Linked DNA regions of Mus musculus: regions 2, 3, 4, 5, 6 and 7 are each linked to region 1. A link is a loop called in an ENCODE intact Hi-C map of the cell type or tissue named here. Cell type or tissue: left cerebral cortex. All regions are shown on one strand. Region 1 holds the start of Zfp277 (zinc finger protein 277). Region 2 overlaps Dock4 (dedicator of cytokinesis 4). Region 3 overlaps Zfp277 (zinc finger protein 277). Region 4 holds the start of Ifrd1 (interferon-related developmental regulator 1). Region 5 overlaps Dock4 (dedicator of cytokinesis 4). Region 6 overlaps Dock4 (dedicator of cytokinesis 4). Region 7 has its middle 15 kb from the start of Gm40403.

Evidence for each region. A loop is a pair of places that touch in the nucleus more often than their neighbours do. Peaks named below come from ENCODE experiments on the same cell type or tissue, not always from the same donor. Only the 100,000 strongest peaks of a DNase experiment are listed, where the experiment ranks them.
Region 2: a loop joins it to region 1, with 2.5 times the contacts of the local background. A loop is called at or near these places in 10 of 42 quality-filtered maps.
Region 3: a loop joins it to region 1, with 2.1 times the contacts of the local background. A loop is called at or near these places in 4 of 42 quality-filtered maps.
Region 4: it touches region 1 in a loop (5-fold over the local background); 6 of 42 quality-filtered maps call a loop at or near these places.
Region 5: a loop joins it to region 1, with 2.5 times the contacts of the local background. A loop is called at or near these places in 11 of 42 quality-filtered maps.
Region 6: a loop joins it to region 1, with 2.1 times the contacts of the local background. A loop is called at or near these places in 8 of 42 quality-filtered maps.
Region 7: it touches region 1 in a loop (3-fold over the local background); 19 of 42 quality-filtered maps call a loop at or near these places.

What each region holds. Positions count from the first base shown.
Region 1 is chr12:40,444,634-40,448,633 of GRCm38, reverse strand. Zfp277 (zinc finger protein 277) reads left to right here and starts at 2,844. Exons shown (of 12, transcript NM_178845.3): 1 at 2,844-2,968. The coding sequence starts at 2,875. It overlaps Dock4 (dedicator of cytokinesis 4), which reads right to left and starts at 2,581. Exons shown (of 53, transcript NM_172803.2): 1 at 2,240-2,581. The coding sequence starts at 2,276. Gm40406 (a long non-coding RNA gene) reads left to right here and starts at 2,975. Exons shown (of 2, transcript XR_872699.3): 1 at 2,975-4,000. In left cerebral cortex, CTCF peaks have their summits at 1,923 and 2,560; DNase peaks (open chromatin) are centred at 1,796, 2,006, 2,716, 3,163 and 3 more places; H3K4me3 peaks cover 3,684 bases; H3K27ac peaks cover 2,674 bases.
Region 2 is chr12:40,497,375-40,501,374 of GRCm38, reverse strand. The region is part of intron 1 of Dock4 (dedicator of cytokinesis 4); the gene reads right to left. Among named protein-coding and RNA genes, the nearest start is that of Dock4, 53 kb to the right of the region's middle. In left cerebral cortex, a CTCF peak has its summit at 2,211; DNase peaks (open chromatin) are centred at 1,645 and 2,213.
Region 3 is chr12:40,377,188-40,381,187 of GRCm38, reverse strand. Zfp277 (zinc finger protein 277) reads left to right here. Exons shown (of 12, transcript NM_178845.3): 2 at 2,314-2,515. Among named protein-coding and RNA genes, the nearest start is that of Gm40406, 66 kb to the left of the region's middle. In left cerebral cortex, no CTCF peak of the experiment used is centred here; DNase peaks (open chromatin) are centred at 1,472, 1,975 and 2,366; H3K4me3 peaks cover 51 bases; H3K27ac peaks cover 44 bases.
Region 4 is chr12:40,220,975-40,224,974 of GRCm38, reverse strand. It overlaps Ifrd1 (interferon-related developmental regulator 1), which reads left to right and starts at 1,786. Exons shown (of 12, transcript NM_013562.2): 1 at 1,786-2,106. The coding sequence starts at 2,019. It overlaps Mir1938 (microRNA 1938), which reads left to right and starts at 2,164; the gene lies at 2,164-2,263. It overlaps Gm7008 (predicted gene 7008), which reads right to left and starts at 1,611. Exons shown (of 3, transcript NR_045157.1): 1 at 1,422-1,611; 2 at 253-306. In left cerebral cortex, CTCF peaks have their summits at 2,259 and 3,253; DNase peaks (open chromatin) are centred at 1,042, 1,652 and 2,240; H3K4me3 peaks cover 3,094 bases; H3K27ac peaks cover 2,718 bases.
Region 5 is chr12:40,678,509-40,682,508 of GRCm38, reverse strand. All of the region lies in intron 12 of Dock4 (dedicator of cytokinesis 4), which reads right to left. Among named protein-coding and RNA genes, the nearest start is that of Dock4, 230 kb to the right of the region's middle. In left cerebral cortex, CTCF peaks have their summits at 1,736 (motif pointing right) and 2,527 (motif pointing right); a DNase peak (open chromatin) is centred at 1,754.
Region 6 is chr12:40,813,496-40,817,495 of GRCm38, reverse strand. It overlaps Dock4 (dedicator of cytokinesis 4), which reads right to left. Exons shown (of 53, transcript NM_172803.2): 40 at 1,165-1,306. Among named protein-coding and RNA genes, the nearest start is that of Immp2l, 210 kb to the left of the region's middle. In left cerebral cortex, a CTCF peak has its summit at 2,323 (motif pointing right); a DNase peak (open chromatin) is centred at 2,335.
Region 7 is chr12:40,261,040-40,265,039 of GRCm38, reverse strand. No RefSeq gene overlaps it. Among named protein-coding and RNA genes, the nearest start is that of Gm40403, 15 kb to the right of the region's middle. In left cerebral cortex, no CTCF peak of the experiment used is centred here; DNase peaks (open chromatin) are centred at 1,386 and 1,852.

The DNA.
Region 1 (4,000 bases):
TATATTCTCTGTAATAATAGGAAACCATAACTCAGATCTGAATTTTTTTTAAAGACTTTTCAATCTAAGCAGCTCCGAATACTGCTCACCATGGTGAGAAATGAAAGTCCACGGGTAAGTATCCTAGCAAAATTTTCATCACACACCCGCCTAACAGATGGGTTCTCAAAAACAACCAAGCATTCCGCAAGCCAAATGCTCAAAACTTAGTAATAAACAATGATTAACATTCTTGAGTATGTGATACTGCAGAAATGAGAACCTCAGCAACAATTTGGGGATGGGGGGGGGCAGAAGCTCGCTTTGTGCTCTCACCTCTCATCTCACCTCCCACCTCCCTTTCCCAAACAGGCACACCCTCTCACCTCCCTACCGGGCTCAGCATCCCAAGCCTTGGTGTTGGCTGCAAGCTCAAAACACTTGACTGATCATATCCGGTTGCCATTCCAGGAAATCCCAGAGTGGTTTTTAAGCCTCTGCCCACAGCTTGTAAAGAAAGGCGAGAGAAAAACTAATCGATATCAGCACCCAGCTGTGACCTGGCACGGAAGGAAATCTGGAAAAATAAATGTCATCCATAACCTGTATCATTTAACACTTGCAAGAACACAACCACTGGGATTGACTCTAAGGTGGACAGTGTTGCCGGGGTGGATCTGAGATTCCTGCACCAGGTGTCAAGACTGGTGCCCTCTGGTTCCTCAGCCCTCAGACAAGGAAATGCCTTTTCCCTTGCAAGGGTTATCTGATCCCCCCCCCCCCCAAAAAAAAGAGGAGGGAACAGAGAGGAAAACAACCTCTATCTACACCACTCTGGGAGAGCCCTTTGGCAAGAGAAGCTGGAAACCTTTCGCAAAGGTGGGCACACGACAAACTATTGTCTTGCTAACCAGTCACAGCCCAGAAAGGAAGCTCATGGAAAACATGACTGTTGAATCAGAGAGTCCCTTCAGTAGATAAAGTCCGATCCCTAGGCAAAGTAGGGGAGGTAAAATCTGCAGTGATTAGGGTTCCCCTGAAAGGTTTTACAGATTTTTTTTTAATTACAGGAGAATGAAGTCAGAGCATAAATACGTCTCTGTATCATATAAATTACTAGGTCCGTCCACAATAAAAACAAGAACGCCAATCGGCAGAACGGGGCATTATAGGAAATGAAGATTGTCAGTAAAATCTATAATGCTTTCTTTCTGTTAGACCTTCTGGGAGGTTATAATTGCATTTGGCCAATTCGGGCTTGTCAGTGAGCCTGGCTTCTTAATAGTCTCAACCCTAAAAGGAGTGACTGTCAAAGGGGGAGGGGGGTACCCAGCTGAAATCAAACAACAAAAACGGGAACTGTAATCCTACCGACAAGGGAGGAGGGAAGGGAAGGGAGCCTCCTGTATTCATCAGTCAACATTAATGGTCTTTGTTGTTCACCTTTGCACAGAACAGTGAATGCTATCCTGTTCCTTTTTCTCTCAAATCAGTGCCAGGGTAGTCCTCTCCTAAAGCTGCCTGCCAGCCTCTAAGAGCCAGGCTTTCTGACCCTCCTCTCCCTCGTCACTTTCCAGCCGGCCTCTATGACCCCCACTGCGCTCATTCCCTGGTAGAGAAGGTGGCCAGAAGTAAAAACCCTGCCAAAATCTCGGTTCCCCTCCAAGGACCAAAGAGCGCAGGAGCACAGATGTTGAAATTTACCAACCCCCCTGCTCGCAACACACACCCCAAACACCCGGGAGGCGAGGGAGGAAGGAGGCTACGTCCCGACTCCGTCTGTCACAGGGGCTACACTCTGCACTCTGGGAATGCCGACCCCAGCCGCAGGGACTTCGCGCCTCCCTACTGTTTGGGAGTATTCTAGCAGCCGGTTCCTGGTCTCCCTCATCACCCCGGGAAATCTTAGCAGCCCACTGCCAGCTCTCTGCCGCTGTGGGCCAGCAGGGGTAGAAGGGAGAGAAACCCTGTTGGCTTCCCCTTCCAACTTGACACGCAACACGCCCCGCGGCCGCTCCAAACTCCGCCAGCCAGCAGAGACCGGAGCGGCAGTCCGGACGTTCTGGGATCGGGTTCGAGGAGCGCCGAGTGCACGGTGAGGAGCGAGCCCCCCAGTGCTCGCCCCTCAGCCGGAGGCCGGTGCGGCCAAGCCCGGGACCCGCTGTGCAATGCCAAGACCTGGCATTTGCAGCCTGGAGCGGAGCGAGCTGCGTGGGGGCAAGGACCAGAGCGTGGTAAAAGTTCGCCCGCGAGCACTCACCCACGCCGTATTTCTCGTGCTCCGTAGGTATCCACATGGCTATGAAGGGCGTTGAGGGGCTCCGGGCTGTGCAATCCCCGCGCCCCTCCAGTGGCTCACAACAATGCACCGCTCCCGAAGAGCAGCTGTGTCGCTGGAGCACAGCGGATCGCGCGGGCTGCGGCGCTGGGCAGGGTCTGCTCCCGGGGCTCCGGAGCCGGCACTGACACTACACCGCCGAGGCGGAGCCGCCCGCCGCTCTGCCGGCCGCGGCTGCTCACAGCCCTGCGACGCGCTCCCGGGGACCCGGCGGCGCAGTCATTGTTCTGATTCACTGAACTAAGCGAACACGCCGGGGCACTCGCGGGCGCACCCCCGCCCGTCAGCGCCCGTCCAGCGCTGCCTACCCACTGCCTCGCGGCATGCTGGAAGTTGTAGTTCTTACGCTCCCGGCTCCGGAAGGAGGCGGGACTACAGCGGTTGGGGGCGGGGCACCTAGTTAGGCTCGCCACAATCGATTGGTCCAAAATGTGACGGCACAGCATAGGCGTGTAGGAACTCCCTCAGTGAGGCGGCATGCGACCCCAGGCGCGTTTTTATTGGTGTATCACCGCTCCGCCCCGCCTACGGCCCGCCCCTTTCTACTGTGCCAGGTAATGGCTGCTAGTGAGGTCCAGGGGCTTCCTGTGGACCCCCGGGAGGCTGGGGTCCGCGGGGTCCGCGGCGGAATCGGACACACAGATCATGAAGGTGAGTGTGCTGTCCCTTAGGCGCGGGTGATCTGTCTTCCTTCTTCTGTGCCCGAGGTGCAGCTGGCAGCCGCTCAAACCTTTGAAGCTGGTCGGCTGGGAGACCACCTTGGTGCCAGGGAAAAAGCCGCGGGCGGGACCCAGAGATATGGGTTGGGCAGACGGAGGTTGCCAGGCTGAAGCTGTTTTGGGGTGGGAGCAGAAAATGTGAAGAGCTGCCTTCCCGGCCTCTGAGAAAGCTCCTTTGCTGTCTTCCGGTTTGGAATTCTGTGCTTTGCACTTGCCGCCAAGTGGGTGTGGGTCAGGTCTGGGTTGCACACGTGTGACTGTAAAGCTGTGATTAGCCGCTATTTCCTGACTTGTAGCCCTCGCTCTCCCCGGTTTGCTGAATTTGGCTCTGGGAAGGTGTTTTATGTAGTTTGGGACCGGTTTCCAAGTTGGAGACTAGTCACGTCACGGCTCTCTAATACTTATTTGCTGGTTGCAGGTTGTAGTCCTCTTCAAAAGGAAAGGATGTGTGTGTCTCAGGTATCATTTGGCCCTGTAGCCTGGGAGATGTTACATTCTAAGAGAAAGAGAAAAGAGAATTAAATTCACTCCAGCCCTCACAGAATATTTAAAATAGGGTTTTAAAATTCATCACAGCTACTTTGTATCAACCTGACTTTGCTGCTTTCTTCAGTTCCACTGTAGAGACCAAAAGTCAAACTTTCATCATAGACTACCTTTTCTTTTGGTCGCGCTCCACTCCCCACCCATTTTGTTTAAGTGTTAATTTTGGGGGTTAATTTGGGTTCTCAGTCCTTGTTGATGTTTTTTCCATTTAACCTTCACAGCTTTTTATCTCAGTAGCAGGGAAATAAAAGTGCAATTTCTTCCCACTTTCCATGAGTGAGATTCCTATCAATGGGTTTGCCATATATCCCGTACTTATGTTTTTCCAGATCACCAAAATTCCACATTTTAAGATATAAAGTTGGAAGCTTTAATAATTTGGCGGGGGGGGGGGGCGTTGTTTATGGTTTTTGTTTTT
Region 2 (4,000 bases), 53 kb before region 1:
GAGACAAAGGTCAAGCAGGGGCGGCAGGATTTCATCTGACTTTTAGTTACATTGGCCCCAAGTTCAGAGCCAATGCTTTTAGTAAAGGCCAATTATGCAAACCTCTCCCTTCTGCCTTTCAATCAAGGAAGGTGTGCACCTTTCTGAGAAAAGCTAATCACTAATGCATTTCTAATGAATGGCTTTACAGAAACTGAGTATTCATATTATTTATTATTTTAAAACTAAACATTTTAGACATTAAAAATGTATTTAAGATAATAAACCATACTCCAGGGAGCTTGTCACTGTGTTTTAAAGCTGAAATGTTGTAAGTATTATAGAAAACTTCCCAACATCCTTTATGACTATGAAAGGAACCAGAATCCTGAATTTAGCGTAAACCTAAAATGCTTATAGACATATTTGCACCACTACATCACATGAAAATTCAACACCCAACATTGCTCTGCATGCATTTCTGCAACATGCTTTGTTTCCTCAGCATTCATGCATGTGATATCTATTTTCACTATTCCACAGCACTTCGCTAGATCAGAATAGTATGGTGTACTACTGCTTGTAAGCTGCATCACCCAGAGGTCAGCAGAGAATGCACATACATGGACCTTCCTGTGGATACATGTAATGCTTTTTAATATGTGTACATAAAAAGGGGATAACTAAGCCGGGTGTGGTGGCGCACGCCTTTAATCCCAGTACTCGGGAAGAAGAGGCAGGTGGATTTCTGAGTTTGAGGCCAGCCTGGTCTACAAAGTGAGTTCCAGGACAGCCAGGGCTATACAAAGAAACCCTGTCTCGAAAAACAAAAAACAAAAAACAAAACAATGCAAAAAAGAGAATGACTAGAATAAAGTTACTGTGAAGAAACCAAGTGCAAACATTGGGGGAAATGGCCTAAGTTTACGATAAAAAGACTGTTTATTTTTTTCAACATTTTGGCAACTTCAAAATTGGTTAAAGTTTAAAAGGGGGGGGGTGGAAGTGGATAAAAATCTCTCTTTAGAATACTCAACATAATTCTCCACAGAATTGCAAAGTTTGGGTTAACTCCTAGGTACAGATGCAACTTCCACAGTACTGGAAATAGCAAAAAGCTGGTTTATTTGGCTCTAGGGCCACCAGTCCCCAAATGTCACCACACTGACATGAGGCGAAGCTGGTTAGAATACCTCTAGCTGAGCTTGCATATATTGCTCAAGTATGGTGTCAGGAAAACTGAAGCAATTCTTTGTTTATCAACCACAACGGATGAAGTTATTTAAACTAGAGAGAGAAAAAAATCAATGATGATTCATTAGAGTCCTAGTCTCTCAAGCTATAGCACTTTGCCATCCATCCACACGAGTGATCTTTGAAAGATTCAAACTGAAGCATTCTGAAGGGCATCTGACTAAAGTCAGAGGCACTCTCCTGCTGCCCCCCTCCTCCAGCTCTAAAGACACCTCTTTGAACTCACACATTTTTCCCTTTGCCCTTCTAACCCTTATAACCAGCTAGAGGCCCCAGGCCAGGAGAAGTGTGTATTTATGTGAAGTCCCCAGAAGACCTAAGAAGAGTGACATGGGCCAAACCCACACCCAGCCCTGTCCTCTAGGAAGCCTGCCAGGGCTAACCTCATCTGAACCATGTCACTCCCGCCTCCTCCCCCTTCGGAGTCAAGCATTCCCTCCAGACTCACTCACTTAACACTTGTGGATGTTTTGATTGGGATCATCTGTAAGTCCCTGTTATGTTTTCTCTTCACACAGAGACTGTAAACTTCTCAGTGTGCTTTGTCAACCCATCGGCAAGAACAATTGCCAGAATGTAACGCAAAGGAGCTGAAACAGAAAGGAACACGAGATTTGGCTCCCAGGCCTTTCCATGACCACAGCCTAAGGGTGTTACACACTCCTTCCAGAGACTTCGTAGAGGCCCTGTCACTGATACATACTGTGTACGTGCAAGCATGCTTGCGGTTCTCACAAAAGAGGTAGGTAGACCACTATCAGCTAAGCCCTACTCAACAAAAGACGGTTAAAGTAACCGTGATGAGCCAGCAGCCAGACAACAAACAGCTTCAGCAGACCTTGCAACTGAAGTGTGCCTTCTCTCTCCAGCCTCTTCAACGGTGGCCCACACTCAGGAACAGTTTGACATTTTAGCACCATATGGCTCAGCGAGGATCCAAAGGCCACACTGAAAACTGCCAGGCCATTTGGCATTTCCGTACTTGCCCAGGCAGATGGCACTAGGCGCCCAGTTCCCAGCTGCAGCCTGGGATAGGTCCAAGAGGACCGGCGCTTCTCCAGGATGCCAGGTCAGCAAGGAGTCAGGGCTGTGGCATCAAGGCTGTGTGGTTTGAAACCTTGATGCCAAAGCTAATAATCTGGTCCTCACTCACGAGGATTTCTAGCACAGCTGAGAAAATACACAGTGGATTTACAAACAACTGTCTTTCCACCGGAGGCATCCCTAGTCACTCTCACCAGCAAAATGCCAGGCCCCTAAAGCGTGCTAGCCGCTCCTCCTCTCTACATAAGACTTGTGGGATTCCCAAGGAAATCTACTAGGACGGCTAGTTCAAAGACTGCAGAGAGGGATGGACAGGGTCTCATCCTAAGAAGTCACATGGGATTCTGTTTTTTCTTTTCTTTCCTTATCATGGTATAACACACGTGTTGGTGTTTAAAGCTGGGCTTCTTTTTCTGGGATCAGTTCCCCGGAAAAGGAAGCAAAATCTCCACTGTGAAAAGGACTCAGGCCAAGGTTGCTCCAAGGCAGAGACTTGGAGAACTGTCAAGGATTCGGGTACCACAGAGAAGAGATCACAGGCAAGCTTTGCAGAAAGAAAAGGTGAATCCAGTTGGAGAAGGGCCTGGGATCAGGAGAGTTCAGACAGAGGCTGTTGCCACTCAACACATCCCTGAGCAGCGCCTGGGGTTTTAACTGTCCATGTCTCATTACTCGGGATGCTAAAACCTCTTAACATATGAACATACACACACTAACACACTCCCATACTGCACTGAGATTAGTTTAGCACACATAAAACTGAATGACATGCAAGCATCTGTCATTCCGGGATGGGGCCTCGGGGCTTACAACAACTACAGTGTTGTACATTCAGAGATATTCCCGGTTTATAGTGCCAGAGCTATCTATTCAGAGAACGAGGAACCCAGACCGGCAGGCCATTCCTCTCTTAATGACAGTTAATCTGTATAAAAACCGAACTGGATCATTAAGCAGGGTTTTTATATTTCCTTCAGGCTCACCCAATTTCATCATTACCGTAGTAAGCCCTGGTCTGTGTACCTCTAGACAGAAATATACTCAAGAGGAGGATTTTTGCATGGAAATGATATTTTGGTCTGACTTCTCAAGTCCAGGCCACAGCACTCAAGTCACAGAACTTAGCTACTTAGAAGACAAAATAAATAAACAGACTCGGGGCTGGGGAGATGACTCAGTGCTTAAGGGCACCGACTGCTCTGACAGAGGCCTGGGTTCTCTGAGTTATTAAATAAATAATAGGAGAAGAATTATCTCTTAAAAGTTCCAAATACATCAATTCACAAATGATATATAATGGAAATATATGTATTTTAACAAAGCAGAACTCTTAATAACATACAGTAAACAACACACTCAGTTATTAAAGTATAAAGACAGCTCCTTCTTGTTTAATAATGTTTATACATATGGTTGTATCCCTAGTTTAAATAACATGGGATTCAAGTTGAAGATACTCTTTAGAAACACACATGGATAAGCAATGCATTTTAGCCAGGTCTGAGTTTTGGTTTGGGAGGACATAGCATCATGTATCGCAAGCTAGCGTCTAAGCTGCCACTATCTCCTAAGTATTGGTATTTGGTATATTGGTTTGGGAGGACATAGCATCATGTATCCCAAGCTAGCGTCTAAGCTGCCACTATCTCCTAAGTATTGGTATTGTAAGCATGCACCACAATACTGGACACCAAGGCTCTACTTCAGGTCCAGAGAGAGTTCC
Region 3 (4,000 bases), 67 kb after region 1:
GCTGTTTTCTTTATATATATATTGGATATTTTCTTTATTTACATTTCAACTGTTATCCCCTTTCCAGGTCTCTCCTTTGGAACCCCCTACCCCATCCCCCCTCCTGACAGCTGTTTTCTTCATTAAGAATCTTTTACCCGTTGACAATTCCGTACATGTATACAATATATTTTGATCATATTCACCCCTAACTCTTCTCTTCCTCTCCCCTCAGAACCACTCCCAACAGGGCTCTCAACTTCATGTCTTCCTCTTCTTTTTTTTATAACCTACTAAGTCCATCTGTGCTGCCCTAGTAAGTGTGAGACCATCCCCCAGAGCAGGCACAACCTAACAGAGGCTGTACCCCAAAGGAAAACTGACTTATCGTCCCCTCAGCAGCTACCAACAGCTCCTTAGCTAAGAGTGGGGCCTTATGAGCACCCTCCCCTCCTTCATACTGGGGCACTGACTGGCTTAATCTTTGGTAGGTATCCACAGCTGCCCTGGTTTCAGCCACGTCCTGCCCAGAAGGCAGCATGTCTCAGCACTCCTCCTCATCCTCCAGCTTTTAAGTCCTTTTTTGGCCCCTCCCTCATAATGTTCCCTGAGCCTTGAGGTGGGGTGGTATACATGGCCAGTGTCTGTATTAACCACTACCCACTGGATATGCTGCCATGGTTGTCCTTAGCAGTCAGAGGACTGCTAATAGCAATTTCATTAATAGTATTTTCAAACTTAGTGTCAGGTTTACTCAATACCTTCCTAATACAGAATTCTGTACTAATATAGAATGTTAGGAGCATATGAACAGTCTGATTTAACAGACTTTACTATGACTAGAGTATGTGAGAGTGGAATGCTAAAAACCTTCTCCTATGGGACACTTCCTTCTCCAGCCATTGTGTGAGCCATCTTTCTTCTAGCTTTTCCTGAATGTCTGCTGTCACATTCTCTTGGTCCCTTATCTCTTTATCCTGTTAACTTATTTGTACCTTTTAACAAACTGTAAGCACTTTAGCCTTGCTGACAAGGCTCATACCATGCAATCCTGAACAGAAGATCTACACTTATAGATATATACTCAGTTGGTGTTTGTTGAGTGAGTGAGTGCTTCTACCTATGTACTTGTCTGATTCTTGGCCCATGCTCAGCTGTGTACTGCTTTAATATTACTCAGTTAAGAGTGGCTTGAGTGATAAGGTAAGAGTAAAAATTTAAAAATCTAATAAAATATTGGCATTAACCTAATTCCAAAATTCATCTTTTTCTAATTCTGGGGGTTGGCAGTAATGCCTCATGTATGCTAAGCCAGCTCTCTATCACTAAGCTGTATCTCCAGCCCTCTATTTACTTTTTATTTTGAGGCAGGCTCTCAGTAAGTTGCCCAGGCTAACCTTGAACTTGCTTTGTAGCCGCAGCAACGTTTGAACTTGAGCTCCTCCTACCTCAGCCTCCCAGCTAGCTCTGACGGGCCTGCACCACCAAGCCCTGCAGCTTCCTCTTTCTGAAGAAAGGTCCCTTTCCTTCTGCAAATGCAATAGCTGACCCCAGTTTCCTTCAGCAGCTACTACCCAGTCAAGCACTGAAATAAGATGGCAAGTCTAGGGTTCTGCCTCGGCATACTAGAGAGAGGTCCTGACACAACTGCCTTAGTTTGAAGCCCTGAAATCAGAGACATGGAGACCCTAAAGCACTTGCAGATACTGTAAGCGATATAAGGAAAAGGAATAGAACGGGAGAGGAAAGGGTTACTGTGTGTCTACTGTCTATCACGTGGCTCACAAAAGGTGATACATGTAACACACGATTGTGTACTGAGCCACTGGCAGAACACAGAGATTGCTACCCCTGCCACTCAGCACTTGCTGGTTCACACCAGGATACGAAGTGCGTTCTTTACATGGCTTGTGATTAGAAATAAGGAGGTTTTCAGATGTGTTAGAAAGAGGCTGGCATGAGCTGAATGGTGGCTTACGAAGTCACGTGGTCACTTAGGCCCCTAACCCAGCTGTTGCTGTTTCCACTTGCTAGTACTCAGAATCGCAGCCACTGGCCAAGACCCAAGAAGAACACTTCAACAGCTACTTCCACAAGTGGCCTTTCCCCACTCAAGCAAAGAGCGGGGCTCCAAGTTCTGTCGCAGTATGGCTGTGGCTGTGTTTTAAATGACAGCAAGGTTCTCCTGGTGCTATGTACTTTTTTTGTTTATTGTTTTTTGAAGTCTGTAAAATGTCTCCAGGCTCCTTTCAGTGCAAAAGGTAAGAAACCGTCCATGGAAAGATTAAGAGTTGGTTTCAGCTTTTCTTTCTTCCTCTTTTATGCCTCTCACAGACAGTAAAGACTGTATCCTGGAGCCGCTTTCCCTGCCAGAGAGTCCAGGTGGCACCACCGCTTTAGAAGGGTCTCCATCTGTGCCTTGTATTTTCTGTGAAGAACATTTTCCCATGGCTGAACAAGACAAACTTTTGAAGCACATGATTATCGAGCATAAGATTGTCATAGCTGATGTGAAGCTCGTTGCAGATTTCCGAAGGTAAATTTTGGTTTTGCCTATGAAATAATTCCTTGCTGACTGGAGGGCAGTATAACCTGCACAGACGGTCATCTCTATGAAGATATGGAAGTCGTGTCTGGGGATTTTTTTCCTGAGATTTTTTAAAATTACAATCTTTTGTCAATGAGCATGTTAATTATGATTAATTAAAACATGGAGTACATTTTTTACTGAGGAGCCTGCACACAGTTGCTGGCTTGGGTAGTTACTGTGGAGCGTCACCTCAGCATTATAATGTCAGGCCACCCACATCGTTGCCACCAAGGAACCTTATTCTTGCCATGGGTGTTTCAAAGCAGCAGGCTGTATTATTAACAGTAGATAGACCATGGAAATAAGGCGGGACAGAAATGCCAGCCAGGGAACCTCTTAGCCTTGGGACAGGTTAATAATAGGCAGGTTAATGGAAGCACTGGTCCCTGGCCTGTCAACTGCGAGTAACACTGCCTGTGATGTGCTACCTGTCTGATATAGGAGAGCCAAAATTGATTTGTATTTTGACTACATTTAGTTATCAGTGCAGCTTTATACTAGTTTAAAAACCTAATTATCACTTATTTATAAGATTCAACTTTTAAGAAAATTTCACTCAAGATACCATATTATCTAGATCTTTAGAAAGACAGTTTGTTTGAGGTTAGAATAACCAGCATTCCTGGAGGGGGGTGGGGTAGTAACCCAGCAGTTCCCAGGTTTGATGACACTAACGCAGACTATATGTAACATGCCTTCTCTGTCTATATGGGCCTGTAGCCACTGGGTATGGTTATTTTTGACCAGACTGTGGTGTTACCTGGTCATAGGATAAAGCAAGGAAGTCTGAATGATGTACACCACCAACTGCTAAACTAATTTCTTGCATGTTTTTATGGTGCTTCTCCTCGTTGGTTATTCTCTACTTTTAAATTAGAGAAAAATGGTCAGGGTGGCTGATGGAGTATTGTGGGAGCTTTGCAACATACACTTTTTTTCAAGATGTATTTTAAATATTTAAATCTTGTTCATTTAAGAACTTCTTGAGCTGTCTTCCAATTCTTTTCTTTCCAAGTAATGATGACAGGAATATTAATGTCTTATTTTACTCAGCTTCTCTTGGCTATGAAATAATTCATTTACTCTTGGGCCATATAAAGAAACATTACGGCCATCTTCAGCTCCAGACAGCCGGCCACCTTCCTGGTGAGAGCACGGGGGTCTGCCTGGCCTGAGAGGTTTGTGGCACAGGCGCCGGCGGGAGCCTTCTTGGCTCCGGGACTCCGCGGAGGGCAGGCTGCACGGGTGACCGTGTGGAATACAGAGTGCCAGCTGTTTCTGGGACGGGCGAGAGAGTCGCAGAGCTTCTGGGCGGCGCCATCTTCAGCTCCAGACAGCTGGCCACCTTCCTGGTGAGAGCACGGGGGTCTGCCTGGCCTGAGAGGTTTGTGGCACAGGCGCCGGCGGGAGCCTTCTTGGCTCCGGGACTCC
Region 4 (4,000 bases), 220 kb after region 1:
TTCACAGAGTAGCAAGTTACTGTTCTGTATATCAACTTATCTTGAGAATTAAGCTTGTGGTTATAAGGTGTGTCAACATGTATAGCTCTTTGCCTCACCTACTGAGAACCCTCACTTCATGTCAGATTTCAGGTGTGCCTGTCCAGACACAAGGGACTCAGTGGGGGCCTGTGTCCATGTCTGCGTCCCAGTTTGGTAGCCATGCTCTGTGCAGTTTACTTGTTCTTCAAGAGAACACAGAGTAAAGCAAACCTTGAACGTTGCTCTTCCAATCGAATCTTTGTGAACAGTCCATCTGTGATCGATCTGTAGGAACAGAGAGTGGCAGCAGAGCGTTACCAAGTCAAAGACTTGTGAGGACGAAGCTTCGTGAAGGTGATAGTGTTTGAGCTGGTCTTGATAGACAGAGATAATTCTTAAGATGAAGATGGGGGGTGGGTTAGGGCATTCATGAACAATGAAGTCAAAGTAACAAAAAGAGCCCTGTACTGGAAACGAAGACCAGTTGAGTTCAGGAGAAGAACAAGATATCTAGAAAGCAGTGAGAGAGGCTAGGTTAGGAGGACTGGCAGTCTGTGAGGTTCTGGAACAACTATAAACATAGGTGGATTAGTCAAACAAGACACTTGAGTAAATAATCAGCCTTCCTGGGCATGAAACATTGAAATGGGTGACCTGGTATGAACTGAAGCTATGTATGGCTAGAGATCAAGATACAGCCCTGAGTTTCATTTTAAAATCAATTGCTGGGGGGGGGGCACTATGAACAAACTGAATAAATTACGGTGAATAAATTACAGAATATGGGGGAAGATAATATATTAACTATTAAGAATATGGCAGTAAAGAAAAGGAGAGAAAAATTTAAGTTGGCTTAAGGTACAAGAGGGACATTAAGACGGAGAAAGACTTACTATCATCACTTGAAATAGAATGAAGCCGAGGTGAGAGGTGGAGTGCAGAGTGAGTCACTTGCACGAGTCAGTGAGTTTGTTCTGTCATATGGACAGTATAGGAACCTACTAGCAGCTCCTGAAAACAGGACTGGGTGTTGCGACACGGAAAACAGATCAACGGGAGCACCTTGAGAAAATAAACCCCTTTGCGACTGTTGATATAACTCATGTATGTTTTGCCAGCTGCGAACTTCTCATAAACTCTTATCCCAAACTGACCTCCAAACTGGCAGGTGGAATCAAGGTCACATCTTTGTAAGAAAATCTGAGACTGAATCATCAGTCTCGTTATTTGAGATATTAGTCTAGAATATGAGGTCCACGAACAATACAAGTTGAAGTAGCTGAAAGCATACTTTTTTTGGAGGGTGGGGAGCCCACGTCCCTAAACCCACAGGAGGGTATGGTTGTGCTTGGACAGGGGCCTCATATTAGCAGGGGAAAGGTTGTTACACGTGATCTTACAAGCTGACGTTCATCAAGCTGCATAACTGCCGCATGGCTCATCGCGGTGACTACCCGGGTGAATTCCAGGGCGGACGCCTCGTTGGGACGAGGTCACGACGCAATCGGACTGGGAGGAGCCCGGAGAAGGCCGCGCCCTCTCGCTAACTACATCTCCCAAAGCTCCACGCGGCCCTAAGGCATAGCAGCCCAGGCACCGAGGGCAGACTGAGGCTCTGGGAATGGGAGTCCGAATGCAGGCACCGCCCCAGTGGACGCCGCGGTGGGGAGATCTGCAGCGATTGGCCAGCGAGCGATGGAGGCCCGCCCACGCATGGTGACGACAAGCCGCCGTCTGGCTACTTAAGGCGTCGTGGTCTGGCCACCCCGCCTTCGCTCCCGCGCTAGAGAGAAACATGTATCGTTTCCGCTCGCAGCTCTTCACGGGGATTTCTGCTGCTGCTGCTGCCGCTTCTCACCCGCGCCGCTCCTCGCCTCTCTTGTTAGCCCGAGACTCGCCTCTCAGCCGCCCGCCGCACAGACGCACGAGTAGACAGTGCAGCTCCATCGGCTGATCCTCGCTGAGCTCCAAGTGTAGGCGGCACCGGGCGGCCCACGATGCCGAAGAACAAGAAGCGGAACGCTCCCCACCGCGGTGGCGGGGGTGGCGGCGGCTCCGGGGCAGCGACGTCGGCGGCCACGGCAGGTGAGGGGTGTCCCCACGCCCGGGAGCCGGCTGGCCGGCCGAACGGGAGACCCCGGCCTGGGGCGCGGTGGGACTTGTAGTTCGGTCTTCGCTTCGGACGCCCAAGTCTGCATAGCGCGTGGTACGGCTGAACTGCAGTTCCCATCATGCCCTGGGACTCGCGCTTCTTGAGCTGGCACGCGGGAGCAGTGCTGGAGCTCCGGCCCTGGGGGCGGGGAGAACTGGGACCTTGGGCCGGAGGGAGAGTCAGAATAAGGGTGACCAGGACTTGGCGTTCTTCCTAGACGTCGCTGCCTGCTGTCCGGTTCTTTATCGAGCTAGAGATGGGGCGGAGCGCCGGTGGCTTGCCGCTGTTGCGCTGCCTGTGGCGCTCCCTCCAACATGGAGTTCTCGGGAGTGTCAAACGTCCAGCGGGCTTGGACCGGCTTTTGCGTCACGAGGCCTGAGCTTTGCGTGATGGGGCCAGGGTGACGCAGAGGCACGAGTGGCTTCCATCCCGCTGTTTTCCTGCGCGTCTCGCAGGTCCTCTAAGGCGGGGTAGAGGCGTCGGAAGCCATGGCCACCGCCCCACCCTTAGCGTGGCTTCCACTCCTAACCCGGTACCTGCAGAAACCGGGAGCCCCCGCAGCCCTTGTGCTGCCAGCCTAGCGACCGCGTTCTCCTTTGTGCTGCATTCTATAGGTTCCATGCAGTGATAAGAGGTGGTGAGAAGCCGAGGTTGCAATTGGCTGGAAAGTTAGGGATAAGTTTTTTTTTTTTTTCCTTCCATGCTAAGACAAAGCTTTTTCTGGATGGTTAATTGCTGAACTGAATGTACGATTCTCTTAACATATGGTTGAGAAGAAAAAAAAATGATTGCAGCCGAAGGTCCCTTCTACAAGACTGCACACAAGACATAAGTCGAGTAGTATTGAAATGGGTAGTCATCTCACTAAGTAATTGTTAAGATTATGGAGTTGAATATTGGAATGCCCCCAGTCGTTCCACACCAAGATAATAGCCATTAGGTATTTGTTGACCTAGCTACTACTCTTTGATCATTCGAATGATATTAGAAAAGTAAATGACCAGTTTTCATGTTAAATATTGGAGACTGGCAATGCAAAAGTTTTCCTCCAGGGTCTGGAGAGCTGAAAGCTCTTGATCATGTGTTAGGTGATAACTGGCTGGGTATGGACTATTACAAATAGAAATGTATCTTTAGATATTTTTTCCCTTTCTCCTGAATGCGTGGTGAAATTCATTGTGAAGTTATGAAATACTGTTCATGTAACCTAGTTGTGGTTGAATCAAGGCTCCTGCTACTTCTGTTTAAGCTTTCCCTCCTGAATAAATACCGGAGTTCTTTCATAAAGTCTTACTAGTCTTATTAAAGTTTTCATTTTAAAAAGATGAAAACAATGGAGAAACACTGACAATTTGGAAACAGATGTTAACAGAGGTCTCCACCTCACAGACACCCTTCCTTTCTGTAGTTTCCTGACAAGTATTGTTCTTTTCTTAGGACAGACACATTTTGCCTCAAGGTGTATTGACCTGCCCTCAGACTGCATCAGTGCTGTCTTTTAAATTCTTTTTCATAGAAAAGATACGAGTTTAAACACTGCATTTTAGCATATGTAATGTAAACACTTGAAGCATCTATAAAAGGAAAGTAATTGATTTGGTTGTTGAAACTGCAAGCTTTGATATTGTTACCATAAAAGCTACCTCTAGCAAGTGGGACTGGATGAGAATGCTTTTCTGTAATTTTCTACTTGAGCCACGTGTGTTTTACTTCCTAAATAGTTGAGTCCGAAAGGAAGTTAGCAAAAATTTTACTTAGAAACCACTTTTTCTATTGAAGTTTGGATGACAGGGAGAATAAATCTGATTTAAGTGAATCTCTAGGGTC
Region 5 (4,000 bases), 230 kb before region 1:
TTTATGTCATTAATACTGACACTACTCAGATATGGTCAGAACTGTATAACATAGCAGTTCTGATATGTCAGAGCAACAGCCTGGTAGATGAATGTCCCAGTAAGAGTGAACACAAGTAGGCAAAAGCAAAGCTCCCTTCTACCTTCTTTTATCTGTGCTGCTGAAGGGGAAGCACCAATTAGGGCAGGTCTCACTGAGTCAAATAATCAGATTAAGAAAATTCCCCTCAGCTTGCACAAGCAGTTTGCCTTTTGGTTTGTTCTAAATCCAGTAAAGTTGACCATTAAAGTTAATCACCATCATGTTTCCTGGGATCTGGAAAGAGGCTAGCCCTACCTGCTATGCTCTCCTAACATGCGGGACTGAGAAGCACAAGCGGCCTCTGCTGATTGTAACTGCTAGTGGTGCAAAGATCTCCTAGTTTTCAATTGGGGAAATGCTTTGATGTTTTTATTCCAAGGAAGTGATTAGCCAATGGCTACAACTTATAGAGAAAACAGGACAGGCCCAACACATAAATTAATGCATGTCAAATGAAGACACAATAGAGGCATCTGGAATTATTTGCTTTCACAGTCTTAACCAAAATAAATTTACTGGCTAAAGACGAGAGCTGGAGGATCTATACTAACCGGAGGATGACACCATAAGAATACCTTAACGTTGTCTTTTGACTAATTGTTATTTTCCATTTTAAAATTCCACTCTTGATTCTGATTCAGGAGAGCAACGTTTTCATCACACACACAGGTTTATGTCAAAGTTTTGGTTTATGTCTTTTAGTTTAGTGGTTTTGGGTATGTGTTCATTCTTATAAATATCATTACCTATTTTTATTTTTTCATAATGCCAAGTACATAAGAATCTACTGGCTGAGAGCTATTTCATGTATGTATGTATGTATGTGTGTGTGTGTGTGTGTGTGTTGCACAGTAATGACCTCAGAATATGCTACCCCAAAAGATTGAATTTCAGTGGACTGTTTTGAAAGACATAAGGTACAAGAAGGTCATTCTAATCTTCCTAGGCTTTCTTCCATGAAATGGGTCAAAAATTATGTTCCTTCATGTCTGAGGAGAGCCTACATGTCTTTGAAGGGGAAGTTCTTCCAAGCAGAACTTGATAAAGGAAATTTTGTAACACACACACACACACACACACACACACACACACACACACACACACAGCTTACTGCCATGAGATTGGGAACTCTGCCATGGTTTTCTCTGGCTGTTCATTCCTCATTAACCTGCTGTAAAAACGTTATGCTTGCCTACTTTCTCAGCACTTCTCATGTGGGTTTCCCCATCTGAACACATGAAGCAAGTCTGAAATACTTTCTTTTCCTAATCTTTCTTTAGTTACTAAAGGATCAGTCACGAAGTTAGGATGGGTGAAGAACAGCTACATTTCCAATACTACAGTAGTATACATGACTGTTCAGCTCTTCAACATTTTGTGTACCTTACAAATAGCAAGCAGATCTTAGTGACCATGAGAAAGTTAGAGAAATAACAACTACTGTATATAATAATGCTAAACTCTAATCACTACTTCCATTAGATTATAACTTAAACTCAGAGGTTTTTTTTTTTAATCAATTCTACACATATTCTTTAAAGTATCTTAGAGTACAATTTAATGTTATATTTAAAAAGTGTTAATGTGCATGAGTGATGTTTTGCTTGCATGTATGTATATGTACCACATGCATTCCTGGTGCCCACTGAGGCCAGAAGAGGGCACTAGATCCTTTGGAATTGGATTACAGCAGTGGTGAGCTGCCATGAGTGTACCAGGAAGTGAACCTGGGACAGCAGTGAGTGCTCTTAACCAGTGAACCATCTCCCCAGCCTCTTCAGTCTCACATTTTGAACTATATAAAAGAAAACTGAAAAGAAAAGAGAAACTGAAAGGATATGGCCACCACATGCGACAAAGCCTTGGTTTTCTTGTATTACAGAGGACATTGAGAACACTGTCAAACATTTAATAGGTTCTATATGTCAGAAATCTTAGTACACCAATGTTGAGTTCCTGATTTTGCTATTATACACTGGATATCATAGCTGGGGGTGTAAAAATAGAGTAAGCAGCTTGCTCTCAAGTAGTTAACAAAGAGTTGCAAATATGCATATAGGATTCACTATATAGATCTATACGTCTGTATGTTTACCCTGACATACATATGTACACATATGCACACAAGTCAGGAGCAAAGAGGCCAATATTAAGAATCTCAGCTACCTAGGACTATCGAATCATGCGACCGTGTGCACATGCCCACATACTTGCGTTTGGGAAATACATATAAAGTGAATGAAATGAAATATCATCCTATGGTAAATGAGTAAGTCATTGCATGACTCACTACTTTGTAATTGAACAGAATTAACTATGAAATAAAGTTCAAAAGGATTAAAAAGATAGAATGGTTTAATAATTAGGAACTTCAAAAAATAAACAAAAAAGTAACACACTATCTTTTTAGCCAATAGGTGGTGCCATAAAGTACTAATTTAATCTTAGTGTTCTGAGAAAGCAATTTATAATTCAGCACTCAACAGCCAGGGGCACCCATAAAAGTCCTCGGGTACTATATCACTTGCAGGATGGTGAATCAACTGACTACACTGGTGTGCAGAGATCCGACTGTCAACAGAAAACCGCAGTCTAACACTACAGAAGTCTCTGCAACATCACCTAAGGAATACTATTACAGCTGGCATAGAGCCATGCCACTCTCCCTGATAGAAAGGGCAGGCTCCTTCTGTAACAACTCCTGTGAAATCTCGCAGGGTTACAATGGAGTTGGAAGGGTAGAATTGTGCATGCTCATCTCACAAAGGCAAAAAACAAAGAGTCAAGAAATGTATCTGATTAACAAATATGAGTTCTTTTTTATATGCGTGCAAACTACACATAAATACACAAATGATAGGTAAACACTGTAAATTTTCTGTTACTATATGCTGAAATATACTGTAAGTTTTTACATGTGTGTGTTTAGTGTGTGCATGTGCACACTCGCGCGTGCAGAGATGTGCCCGAATGTGGAGGTCCCAGGACCTCCAGAAAGAGTTGCATCTTTCCCTCTACCATGTGAGCACTAAGAATCAAACTTAGGTCATCAGGCTTGGCAGCAAGTCCTTTACTCACTGAGCTCTCTCACCAGCCCTGTCAGTGACTTTCATAGACTTAAGTCTTACCTACAAATTTGCCTAAATACATAACATGGGCTCAGTCTAGTTCCACATCCCTGGACTTCAACTGCCATCTACTACAAGTGACATTTATAATAATCATTTTTGTTCAGCAAGCTAAAATCTGGCTTATTTTTAATGAATATTTTTAGAATTTCAAATATTTTTAAATATTTGGTCATTATATTAATTCATTTAGAAATTCTCATCTAACAGAACTATTAAAATTTCAAATTACTTAATCTAATTATAACATTTATATTAATTCAATTTTTTTTAGCCATTTAACTCACTACTTTCTCCCATTTTCTAAGTGTAATAGGTAAGGTGGCTAATATTCCTTTCAACAAAGTCTTAGGTTAGAGGGAAATGCCATTTACCTAGATGAACCCATTGACCCATCACACAGACAAGATGACATCACCGAGACTGAGAAGCACATCAGTGGGGCAGAAAGGCCTACAACTGGCTGGGAGAATTGTCTCAAGAGCAAGTTTAAAGGTCTTTCTCTTCCTCTCCTCCCCACCCCCCCAGTACCAATGGCCAAGGAGTAGAATGGGGTGACAAGAAGGGAAAGCAGCCCTTTTATAGAACGGACTCCATTTCTCTTCCTGACTCAACACTTTCTGGTACTCTGTTTTCACTTTTTTAAAATCACATATACCAGTACAGCTTATCTCTCCAGCCCCTCATATCTGCTCTTTGCCCTTGTTATAGTGTGTCACAGTGTGTCATACTGTATACCCTTCTGTCAATACATCTTTACTTGCCAATTAATGAGTCATTGGTCTGGTTTG
Region 6 (4,000 bases), 370 kb before region 1:
GAAGCTATGAATAACACACTTCTAAGCACGCCTCCAACTTCAGGCCTTGATCTAGTCCTAAGAGTTTGATTCGTACAGGACACACGCTTGGCATTTCTGTAACCTGTGAAGTTACAGCTTACATTAGTAGGGTTGGGGAGGGACAGCTGGGCTTGGGTTTGCAGAGTCAGGATAACCTACCTCTTGTACACAAGACACTTTCATCTTCAGTCTATTGTTCATGGCTCCTAAAATTCATTTATAATGATATGGAAATCCTCATAAGACTATGACCAAAGGCAGTAACCAAAACTGACAGGGATTTGCACCTGCCAAGTGTTGCTGCGACCCCAGCCTTCTGAAGTGTGGCATCCATTTTCCAAGGCCAGGTATAGATAAGCTAAGTGGTTAGTTGTACTTCCCACTTTAAATACTATTTTGTTTATATAGTTACTTCCTCTCCGGAGAAACAGAGCAAATATTTTTCTTAAATAATTTATTTCTTTTGCATTTAGGTTCTGCTTTGAAAGTATATCCATAAGCCACTGGGAGTTTACCTGTTTTTCTTTAAAACCACTGATTTCTGGTGGATTTAGGAAGAACTGATGGGTGAATTGCCTTTGTGTCTAAAGCCTACATGCTTCCATTTAAATTGTTTGCTTTGTGTTTAGATATGTTTACATGGGGGTGTGTGTATGTGAATTATATGCTATTATTAAGTCAGAGTCCTGAATATCAGGACCCCAAGGATACTGGAGACACCTCTTTTTCTTCTTTCCCTCACTATATAATGCAAGTAGAAGGGGAAGAGGAGGTGGAGGATGGGCTGTCCTGAACACAATGCTACCACTTCCTTGAACTGAAACAGTTTCCATTGGATGTCAGAGGAAAATTATTCTATTGTTCTATGGGAAATCCAATAAGAGTGAGCTTCAGAAGTGTAAATTGCAGGAGTATCCAACAAAAGGGAGAAAATTCCTTACCAGATGTTTATGGCATTTCTTTCCCACTGACTCTGTGATAACAATTAGAATAAGCTAACACCAGGAGGGAGAGGACTAGCAAGTCTGAGGGGTGGGGGGGGGGGGGCACTGAAAAGGGAGCAGTGGCCGCAACAGTTCACAGGACAATGTCCTGCAGCTAACAACAGGTACCACCCAACCGAGGCCCATCAGGAATGGATACACTGAGCCTCTGCCTGGAAGATGGTCTCGTCGGGCTGGTTGGCATGCTGCATGGCGATGGCATGGGGGAACTCGTTCAGCATTCGCTGTTGGAAGGCCTCCAGTCTTTCATAGTCATGCCCTCGACATACAAACTCCTTATTCTGGGGGTGCAATCAAAACAGAAATTAGGATTATATAACAAAGAAGGAAAAAACCCAAGACTGTGGTAATAACTGACCATCTGTTCCATGTCATGACACTGCAGCAACGATAAAAGAAACCATAACTATCTGAAAATATGCCTGTGAATAAACATGCTGGGCAAAGGGCAAAGGGCAAAGGGCAAAGGGCAAAGGGCAAAGGCCTCACTTGTTACTGATTTTCACCAGACCCAATAGCATCTGAATCTCAGGTTGAGTTGCACGGGGACTGATGGTGAGTATTAAGGACAAGGCCCAAGCAGTATCTTAAAATGTTGATTGACACATGTTAAAGATGACTGTTATAAGATATACGTCACACTCGTACACATAAATGTCCAATTTCAAAGAGAACAAAGATATGCAATAACTAAAAATCCACATGACTGCATCTTTTCCTAACAGGCTCTGAGATCAGCTTTCTACTTCCACTGAGAGGGCAGGCAGATGGCCATCTCTATTCTAGCCTTCGGAAGGACAGAAGGGCCAAAGGCTACATCTTGGGGACCTGGCTTCAATGAGTTCTTTAGCTTGTGGCAGAGATGTATACTTCTTTTGTTTTAGTTGCTGGGTTGTAATCCATTGTGTAGATAAATTTCATTTGGCCTGTCCATCCATCACCTGATGATCCTTGAGTTTTTTTTTTTTTCCTACTTTTTGGATGATATAAACAGTGCTGCCAAGAAAATTTAGATACAAACCTTCATATAAGTGCTTTCAGAGTTCTTTTTAATGACCTAGATGTAGACCTGCCTAGTCATGAGGGTTAACACTTTCCATTTATGGGGAAAAATAACTACTTAGATTATACAACTGTTTCAATGTACTAGAATTTTTAAATGCATCCTGCATTAATCAAACAACAAATGGACATATGGACATTTTAAATCTTGATATTTATTTTTAATTTGGAATTAAAAAAAAAAAAAAGACAAGGAAGAACTTCTTGGGATTCTGAAGCCTGCAGTGTTCCTTACAATCCAATAGAGGGCAATCCTTCTCCTCCATCTTGAAGTAAATGCCAATTACATAGAAAAAGGCTATTTTCCAAAAGACCAATGATAGACACATCAATTTATTATAATTGTTCATTAAACAAACTTTGGCCTATTTGGTCAATGTAGTTTTGATGTTTGCTAAAGTTCCTTTATAATTTGTGCTTCCAAACTACTTCTGATTTTTAAAAATATATTATCTTTCAAGATTGATTTTTAAGAAATGTTATATGTATCTGTGAGTGTAGGCCACATGTTATATTGGTGCCCAGAGAGGCCAGGACAGGGTGTTGGAACCAGTGTTAAGGGCAGTTGTGACTTGCTTCACATGGTGGCAACCCAATTAGGGTCCTTCTGGAAGACCAGCAAGTTCTGTTAAGTGGAGCCATCTTTCTAGCCCTATATACCCTTCCAGTTACAGTAATTACATGGAGTAGATAGGGATCTAGGGTGTTTCACTGAATGCTTGTAACTAAATCACATTTTTGTCAGGGCTACATGACTGCTTCGGCACATTTAGTGTCATCAGCCTCTTCCTCCATAAAAATATAAAAAGGTGTATCAGATGACCAGTTTGGTATAGAGATAAACATATCAATGTTGATATTTACAAATATATGACTTATAATTTATCAAATACTATTACATATTTCATTCAACCTAAAGATTATTTTGTTTTCTTTTTACAGTTTAAAGAAACCAGAAGCTTTTTGAGTCCCTAAAACTGTTATGTTCTCCAAACACCATACCTTCAAGTCACAATGGATTAGCCAAGTCTTGACATGATATGGAAGGAAATGTAGTTTTTCATTCTGTAGAACTTTGGATCAAGAGAAGAAGAGAGTCATCTACATCAAAGCCACACTTTGCCCTGTTGAAGGAGTTTCTGGTCCCCTATGTTGCTCACTGCCCTAGAAGGAACACCACTCCACTGAGAGCCAGACCCCTGTGCTCTTCAAGGGGTGCTGACAACTGACCAGAACTGGATGTAATCTTTTAAATTTAGCAAATCATCTGCATTTGCCATTATCTTTCTTCCATCATCAGATAGGCCTACCTGCAATGCTGTGTGCACTTATTTTTTTAAGTGCAATACAGTTTTTATACAATATCCATGTTGCACTCAAGTACATGGTCATTTCAATCAATAAAATCAATGTCAACTTGTTGAGTTCCTTTTCCTGGTGGTGTGATAAAGTACCCTGAGCAAGGCTACTTCACAAACCCTCAGGGCAGGAGAGTTTTCTCAGGCTCACAGTTCTAGGGCATAGTCCCTTAGAGTGGGGAAATGAGGGGCCAGCAGCAGATGACATGTCAGTGCACAGGCAGGAATGAGAGAGAGAGAGAGAGAGAGAGAGAGAGAGAGAGAGAGAGAGAGAGAGAGGAATGCTCTTGCTAAGGGCGTTTCTGGGTCTTTTTATTCCTGAGGGTAATCTACTCGACAAGCTCTTTCACAATCCATTTGACAAGATCTTTCACAGGAATGCCTGGAGCCTTGTCTCCCAAGTGGGTCCAGATCCTGTCAAGTTAATGATCAGTCAGTGCTAACCAACATACTACAGCCATCATGTAAGTGTTCCACATGATCTAAATATTTACTGATGCTCTTTGGATACTTTGAGGTCCATCTGCCAGTCTTTCTACTTATCTAAAAGGCAGA
Region 7 (4,000 bases), 180 kb after region 1:
GTGACCCACCATGTGGTTGCTGGGATTTGAACTCAGGACCTCTGAAGAGCAGACAATGCTCCCAACTGCTGAGCCACCTCTCCAGCCCCTTGATTTGGGGTGGTTATTTGTGCATCTTATCTGCATCCAATTCAACAGGACTCTTCCCAGAGACTACATATAACACATAATTTGTCCAGAACTTAGATGTGTGACCAGAAAAACACATTTGTGTCTGATGATTATGTGCCCATGTTAAATATCAAAAGTTGAAATTGAAGAAAATTAAGGATGATAGAAATCTTGTTACCTCTGCTGAAACATGTCTTTTTGTAACCTGTTTCCCTGTCTGCTCAAGTATTTTCTCTAAAAAGGATGATGTGTGTGGTGTGTGTGTGTGGTGTGTGGTGTGTGTGTGTGGTGTGTGTGTGTGTGTGTGTGTGTGTGGTGTGTGTATGTGTGTGTGTGTGTGGTGTGGTGTGTGTATATATGTGTGTGTGTGTGTGTGTGTGTGTGTGTGTGTATACACATGCACAAATGTGTAGAGGACAGAAGAGCCCACTAGACCCCTTGGAGCTAGACTCCCAGGCATTGGTGGGAGGCCTGGAATGTTTGTCAGATGTTTGTGGAATGCCCAACTTATTATATTGATGCTGAGAGCTCAACTCTGGTCCTCACGATTTTACAGCAAGTGCTCGTAACTGCTGTGCCACCTCTCCAGCCCCCTCAAGTATTTCCTTTTTAAAGGAAAGGACTTTTGAGGACTCCTTGAAGGTCATAGGTTCCCTCTAATAATAGTCTCTGGGTCTTCTAGTCTAAAACACCAGTGAGAAATATTAAATGGTTCCAATAATCCAACCTCAGATTAGCACAGTTTGGGAGATTCCCCCAAACCAACCCAGGTAGACCACAAATCTCACCTGCAAAGACACCTGACCTAGGAAAGGAAGCAGTGGCAGGTGGGGGGTGCAAATCTGAGCGAAGCCGGAAACAGGCCTCTTACAGCTGGTCCTGACTTTAGTGATTTCAAACTACCACAGTATGTTTGATTCATAAACACTCTTAATGTCTTGCTTCAGACAGATGTGAATGTGCACGCCAACTGGCTATATATCAGCTTCCAGATAGAAATAAACTATGGACTGTCTCTCTCTGGGAACTAGCCTATGTGATGGTGAAGGGGGCCATACTTTTCTGTGGGAGATGAGTTTTCACAGCAGGCCCTCATTACCACATCATCCAACTGCTTTGTCAGCACAACAAATATGGTCAATGTTGTTTCCGGGCCAGTAGGAAAGGTAACCTTTCTCTGGGAGAATCTGGCTCATTAAGCAAGACTCAAACAACCAAAAGAAAAAAGTCTCCTGAATAAGAAATAGAAACAATTTTGAAGTCCAGCCAAGGGTAGGTTGGGAAAGGAGAGTAATAGGATTTTCCTCACTGGGGATCATTCCTGTTTATGCAGAATACGACCACTTAGAGGGCCAACTGCTACTCTTTGTGGGAATTTGCTCTTGAATTCTGGAGTCATCAAAATCCTTTTCTGGATACATGGCAAAAGAAGGGAACATGGTGAAAGGGTTATAATAAAAATAGCATCTAGAACATAAGATGCTTGGTAAGAAACAAATGTGACTATGAATGACAATTACTACATTTTAAAGTGTTCTACCCATGTTATTTAAATCAGTATCTCCTCTGTCTCATAGCCCTGGCACAGATGTAATTATTTAGCTAGCAGGAGTTATATGTATTCTTCTGCTATAATTATTAGGTCCCAGAGAGCCCTAGGTTATTAGTCGCAGAGGTGCTAGCTTAGCCAGATGGCCTAAGAGTGGTGCGCAGCTCTGCTGAGTGGGAGAATGAGTGAGTCACCGTGTGAGTCTACCCATTTGTGTGGGTAGAAAATTGCTTAACTTGAACCTAACATGGGGAATTAAAGAGACCACTCTGGAAACTCACAGAACTGAGAGTTCCATACAACCATAAAATGGTTACAAAAGTTGGACTATGGAAGTGTTCGTTCGGTTGGACTACTCACTGGTGACGATGGTTGAATAACTTGGGCTGATACATTTTGAATGTAGGAGGCTGCAGGAAACAGCAAGCTACTTGGATGTTTGTCCCACTAGAAGGAGTTCTGAGGGATGGTTAGTAAGAATCATAACTTTCTGTTTTATAAAAAAAAATTTAGTGAGATTTAAATGTTAGTATGTTTTAAACAGGAAGTAAAAATCAACTTTTTTTATAATGTTGGATGTTGATGGATATCGAGAATTTGGATAATCATGCTATAACATGGATGGCCCTTGTGAACATCATTCTAAGTGAAATCAGCCAGTCCCCCCCAAAGTCCAGCAAATACTATACTATTATATTAATTTTTTAAAATTATGCATGCATGCACATGCCACGACACCTGTATGGAGGTCAGAGGATAACTTTTGGCAGTGGGTACTCTCCTTACTACCATCTTGGTTCCAGAGAGTGAACTTGGGTCCTTGACCAACAACAGCCTTACCTGCTGATCCATCTTACCAGTGATCTTCCATTTGTATAAAGGTTGTAAAGTGGCTGAAAGGGTGAGTAGCGACGCTCCTAGAGGCTCAGTGGAGTAGAAGAATGAAAAAAAAAAAAAAAGTTCCAGCTTTGTAGCCTGAATGAGTTCCTAGTTTATTACATAGCAAGGCGCGCGCAGTTAACACTACTTCACCAGATTCTTCCAAAGGTTTGAGATAGTACGTCACGTGTGATGCTTTTACCACAATACATTTTAATAATCATAGCTGTTTTCTTTTAACTTCAATAGAATACATTAAAACAATCCCCAGCACTGAAAAGGAGAAAGAAGAATAAAAAGAGTTTTCATTTTCTTCTGACCCGTAGAACATCAGGTTCTCTGTGGCCCCTGGTCTTTCTCAGAAGTGCTCAGACACCAGTACTTGCGATCTATCTTGCTTTGGAATAGACACCTAATCTTTCTAGGTGAAGAGATTCCTATTTTTGGCAAGTGATGGGGAGATGCAAGTTCTTATCTCAGTAAACTTTCCTGGTAATAAAATGCAATTATGTGTGTATATAACTAGAGGAGGGCATGCCATGTATCAGAATTCAACAGACATTATTTACAATGATAGTTTTTGGATTATTGTTTTGTTTTGTTTTGTTTTTTTCCAGACAGGATTTCTCTGAGTAAGCCTTGCCCTCCTGGAACTCACTCTGTAGACCAGGCTGGCTTCAAACTTATATTCACCTGTCTCTGTCTCCCAAGTGCTAGGATTAAAGGTGTGAGCCACCACTACCCAGACCATGATCCTTTCTTTATCCATATGAACTTAATTTCTTCTGGAGTTAATTATTCTTCTAAGCTAGGCTGGCTGCCTTGCCAAATGTGCTCATTATGAATGTGTTCAGTAGATTTGTTTAAACTTATCATTGATGCCAGTGAAAAATAAACCAGTAGCAAGTCACCTTTGCCCCTTTGGCGAAGTTTGTTTTGTGTTGCAGCTATACATCTCCCATGAAGGTTTGAAATGATTGCTCTAAAGGGCATGAATGAAGTTTATTCTTCATGCCTACTCTTGAAATTTGCTACAGATGCTCCGAGAAAATAAGAACAAGAAGGTGGGAGGCAATGTTCTTAGATGAATGTGAGATTTATGATATTACTTCCCAGAGACATCAGCAGAGTCTTGTGCTTGTGTTCTTAGATTTTAAAAGCCCCTGCCACGGGTATAGTGATAATGTTTTGAAAATCATCCCATCCACTGATAAAAAAAAGAAAATGATTCTTGTTTGGTACTCCAAGCCCACCCGCTCTCCCCGCTTTGCTATCTTTGATATTATTTGCCTATGGCGGTCAAGAAGACATGACACCAGAAACCTTCATTGCCCTTTGAAGTTGCAAGCTGCTTTTATCATCAGGGTTAGCTTTTGGATATTATAGCAAATATCTGAGAAAATTAACGTAAAGGGGTTAAAATCTGGTCTGGGGCCGGTCAGTGATAGAGTACTTGCTAGA